Regions from separate parts of the Homo sapiens genome. Here region 2 is linked to region 1. A link is an interaction called in ENCODE POLR2A ChIA-PET data of the cell type or tissue named here. Cell type or tissue: Panc1. All regions are shown on one strand. Region 1 overlaps SLC1A2 (solute carrier family 1 member 2). Region 2 has its middle 23 kb from the start of ELF5.

Region 1 (2,500 bases):
GGGTCTAGGGGAGGGATAGCATTAGGAGAAATACCTAATGTAGATGATGGGTTGATGGGTGCAGCAAACCACCATGGCACATGCATACCTATGTAACAGACCTACACGTTCTGCACATGGATGCCAGAACTTAAAGTATAAAGAAAAAAAAAAAGAACATGGGTCTGCGTTTTAATTGTTGCAGCTCTTATGCTTAATGATTGTGAGACCTTGAGCAAGTTACTTAATTTCTCTGTGACTTGGTGTTCTCACCTGCAAAATGGGTCTTAAAACAATGTCAACTTTATAGAGAGGTTGTGAGGTTTAACTAAGAAAATGAGTTAAAATGAATATAAAACATTTAAAATAATTATTGGTACAAGCATTGGCTATTACTTAGATTTTCCTGGCAGTGGGATTTACTGGTGATTTTCATATTCATCATTGTATTTTTCTGTAGACAAAATGTATATTATTTAGCTCATCTGGAAAATATATTGTAAAACTATTTCTTTACCTTTTTTTAAGAGACAGGGAAAGAGTCTGGTTGGTGAAGGGGTTATAGTTAACTCTGGTAACCTCTGCCCCAGGTGCTGTGTGGGTATTTCATGGTGTGATTGGTGTGGGGAGGTAACCTTCAGCTCCCCGTCTTCTGCCTGTCCCCATCACTGGTCCCCCTCCAGTCCCAACAGTCAGATGCTCACAGTGGCGGTGCTGACCTTTCTGAATGGTGCAATTATTGGCGCCCAGTGAGCCTTGCACATGGAACAGGGAGTGAAATCACCCAGCACTTCCTCTGCAAAGAGGATGTGATCTTCAGACAGTGCAATCACAGGCAAGTGACCTCAGTTTCCTCAGAACTCAGCAGAAGGTTCTGAAAGCTGGAAGGCCATTTGCAGAACCCAGGAGAGAAAGGAGGGAAGACAAGGCTGGGTTTGCAAAAGCAGGAGCAAGGTCTGCACGTTTTATGAAGTGTTTTACAGTGGAGCTGTAATTGGAACCCTGGTATTTAGCAAGAGTTATGAGGTGTGATGGTCTTAGCACTGCGAGTCCTTTGGCGGCATATGTGATACTGGCATGAAACAGGCCAAGCATCATGGACTGGATTGCTTGGGTTCAGCATGCTGCTTAAATCGGCTTGTTTATTATTTTTAAAAGGACTATTTTTTTTTACTCTTGGGGCATTCAAAACTCCACTTAGAGACAAACCAAAAATATTTCTCAGTTACGTGCTCACTGTTTGAATCAGAGCTGCTAAGCCTAATTGGTTGGTCCAATTCTCTTACTACCTTCTGGAGATTAAAAGCTCCTCTAGCTCACTTCCAAATCAGAGTGGATGGAATTTGATCCAATCCAGGTGCTCAGGGCTCCAGAAGCCCTTCCTGTTACAGAGAGGGTGAGTGAGCAGGCCGAAGATTGTGCTTTTTATTGCTCGAAGATAGTTTCCTAGTCCTTGAAGCTGAGAAAGCAGGAAGGGTCTCCCATTCTTTTTGAAATTCAGAACAAGCACATTGTCTGAAGAGGGAGGTTGGCCTTCTTTTTGTCTTTCACCATGTGAGGGATGGCAGCCAGGACTCAGCCTTTTGGAATCACAGAGCCATGTCAGAAGCAACAACTGGTTGGAGTAGAACAAAGGATCTTAACTAGGGGCTGTGGGTAAAGGTCTTCCGGGGTCTGAAATTGTAAGGAAAGTTTGTCTGTATGTGCATTTTCAGGGGGAGAGTTCCATAATCCCATCAAGCATGCACTCACAGAATTTGACCTGTGCACTGTGTAGTGAGAGCTTGCTACTATTTGTAGCATATACCAAGCTTGCTTCTGCCTCAGGCCTTTGCACTTGCTGTTCCTTCTCAGAATACTTTTCCCCAAGATCCACATGGTCACTGTAACTTTCTTCAAGTCACTGGTTAAATGTCACCTCCTGACCACCTTATATTAAATATCCCGCTCAACAGTACATTGCTTCATTGTTCTTTACAGTGCTTATTCCATATGACATTGTTTGTTATTACCTCCCTCTTTCAGTATGTAAGCCTCTATGGTATTCACTGCTGTATCTGTAGCATATAGAACAATGCCAAGCCCAGAGAAGATGCTCAGCAAATGTCTGTTGAATGGGTAAATGCATGAACAAATTAATAACTTTGATTATACTTAGGTCTCACCTGTAAAAAAAAAAAGTTTTAATGATGGGTAAAAAAGGATCTGAGTTCTCAGTGGGGCCACTTCTCAGCCATGTGTCTTGGGTTCCAGACATTTCATCTGCTATGAAATGATCACCTGACATTGTAATAGATGTTTAGGCAGAAGTTTTCAAGGGATTTCACAATGCTTGTACATCATTATTAATTTCTGTTTTTCGAATACACCAGATCTGTGTGTGTGTGTGTGTGCCTGTGTGTGTCTGTGTAAAAATGTGTGTGTGTGCCTCTGTGTGTGTGTCTGTGCACATCCTGGTGCACAGATACTATTATTATTATTATTATTCTGGTGCACAGATAATAGGTTATCTCCATTTGAA
Region 2 (2,500 bases), 810 kb after region 1:
TTTTTGCCATTGTAAAACAAAGAAGCGGGAAGAACCATCTCGAAGGAAGAATTTCACTTTCCTGCCTTCTCATTCCTGCTGTTAAGACCCAGGAGCCAGGCCTCAACCTACTAAGAGTAATCGTCACAAGCCCAGCACCCAACCTCTGGAGGAACTTTTATGAAGGCATTTACAGGGTGACAGGAAAGAGCCTGGGACAGGCCACCATAATGAGAAGTTTAGAACTCTAGGGTCAAGAGTGGGTATGCACAGGTGCTCAGATCAGAAAAGGCTACACCTCTGCCCTTTTGAATTTAGGAGATTATACATTAGAAGCATATACATCTCCCCAGAGGTTCAGCTTTCATGGGATCCTTTAATTGCTTCAAACTGGCACTGAGCTCCAGTTTATTTATTCATGTGTATTCTAGAATTTCTCACCCAACAACTCCCTGAGTCCCCAGGCAAACCTGGGGCTCTGTTCAAGATGAGTCACTGGAGATCTCCAAGGTGTTCCTCTGGGTTGAGCCAGTCCTGTCCCCAGCAGGGGATGCTGGGAGCAGGTGTAAGGTGTTTATCCTCCAGCCAGGGCAGCCAGAGAAACTGCAGAGGTCACAGAGGGAAGACGGTGGAAATAGTTGATGAGGGCCCCTGGACCATCAAAGGACTGGCATTTTGGATGTGCTCATTAATAGTAATTGGCAGACAAGGCTCCTCAAGGTTATTCTCAGGGAAGGAGGATTAACAAGATCCTTGTTTCTTCATAGCAAAGAACAGTTTCAAAGGCTAGGTTCATAAACTCTGTGCTGCCAAGAATATTGTCCATTCTATTGGTCATGACTCTTCTAATACAGGTAAGAGACCCAACTCAAACTAGCTTTAAGAAAATAAGAAGAAAAAGAAAGAAGAAAGAAAGTAAGAAAGAAAGAAAGAAAGAAAGAAAGAAAGAGAAAGAAAAGAAAGAAAGAAAGAAAGAAAGAAAGAAAGAAAGAAAGAAAGAAAGAAAAGAAAGAAAGAAAGAAAGAAAGAAAGAAAGAAAGAAAGAAAGAAAGAAAGAAAGAAAGAAAGAAAGAAAGAGGAATGATTGACTCATCCAAGTGAGAATTCTAAGGGGACTTCAGGCATGGCTGGGTCAAGGATCTCAAACAATCAACAAGATTTGGTCTCTCTGTGTGTCAGCTCTGCTTTCCTGTGTGGGTGTCACTCTTGAGCATCCTCCTACCACATGATACATTCCCAGCAGCTCCAGGCTTTCACCTTCCCTGCTTCAAATCCAGGAGAAAGAGAAATTCTTTTAAATAGCTCCAAGAAAGATCCCAAGATCAAGTCTCTTCACAGCCTGGTGGCTGAGTTCCAAAGCAAACATCTCAAAAAAGCTATATAATGTCACTTCCACTGTAGTCATGGTCCCACTCAGACTTGGGGGAGGTGGGGGAGGTAGACTCCAGCTTTCAATTGTTGGCATGTCAAGGAAGAGTACATGGGGAAAGACATATTGTTGCAGCCATCTTTGAAAAATACAATCTGTCCCAGTACTTTGGGAGACCGAGGTGGGCAGATCATGAGCTCAAGAGATGGAGACCATTCTGGCCAACATGGTGAAACCCCATCTCTACTAAAAACACAAAAATTAGCTGGCGTGGTGGTGTGTCTCTATAGTCCCAGCTACTCAGGAGGCTGAGGCAGGAGAATTGCTTGAACCCGGGAGGCAGAGATTGCAGTAAGCCGAGATCACGCCACTGCACTCCAGCCTGGCGACAAGAGACTCCATCTCAAAAAAAAAAAAAAAAAAAGAAAAAGAAAAGAAAGGAAAAACACAATCTGCCAGTGACTAGTGTGCACATTCCACTTTGTGAAGCCCTGCACTACAACAATGTTGGGCTCACTGTTTATTTGACACTCTGCTTTCCAAATTTCCTAATATGTACAACCAAAGAAACATAGTGAATGTTATTTATATTGTAAATTCTCCCTCTGTATACAATAGCAAGTAGGAAAACAGGATATTTTTTAAAGTAATCTCCATTTTTCACTTATCTGTTCACTCAGTAAATATTTGTAGAGTGTCACTTACCTGGACAAGGCACAGTCCCAGGTGCTAGGATAGAATGATAAACAGGATGACATGGTCCCTGGTCTTGTGAAGCTCCAGTCCAGCAGGAAAGACAGTTTTTGTAGGGTAATTGCAGCTATAATGATTGTAATGACAAAGGAAATAAATATACCATGGAATCTAAAACAGGGAGCATTCACCTTGTCTTGGGGTTCAGGGAGGACCTGAAAGATGAGTGGGAGTTACTGGTCAGCTGTCACCTTTTTTTTTTTTTTGAGACAGAGTCTCACTGTCTCCCAGGTTGGAGTGCAGTGGTGCGATCTTGGCTCACTGCAAGCTCCACCTCCCGGGTTCACGCTATTCTCCTGCCTCAGCCTCCCAAGTAGCTGGGACTACAGGCACCCACCACTATGCCCGGCTAATTTTTTTGTATTTTTAATAGAGACGGGGTTTCAACATGTTAGCCAG

What was found. ChIA-PET counts read pairs that join two places held together with the same protein. Peaks named below come from ENCODE experiments on the same cell type or tissue, not always from the same donor. Only the 100,000 strongest peaks of a DNase experiment are listed, where the experiment ranks them.
Region 2: POLR2A ChIA-PET joins it to region 1 with 5 read pairs; 2 of 35 experiments call an interaction of 5 or more read pairs at or near these places.

The regions. Positions count from the first base shown.
Region 1 is chr11:35,343,713-35,346,212 of GRCh38, reverse strand. All of the region lies in intron 1 of SLC1A2 (solute carrier family 1 member 2), which reads left to right. Among named protein-coding and RNA genes, the nearest start is that of SLC1A2-AS1, 63 kb to the right of the region's middle. RefSeq lists an enhancer at 999-1,526. In Panc1, no CTCF peak of the experiment used is centred here; no DNase peak of the experiment used is centred here; H3K27ac peaks cover 1,042 bases.
Region 2 is chr11:34,535,833-34,538,332 of GRCh38, reverse strand. No RefSeq gene overlaps it. Among named protein-coding and RNA genes, the nearest start is that of ELF5, 23 kb to the right of the region's middle. In Panc1, no CTCF peak of the experiment used is centred here; no DNase peak of the experiment used is centred here.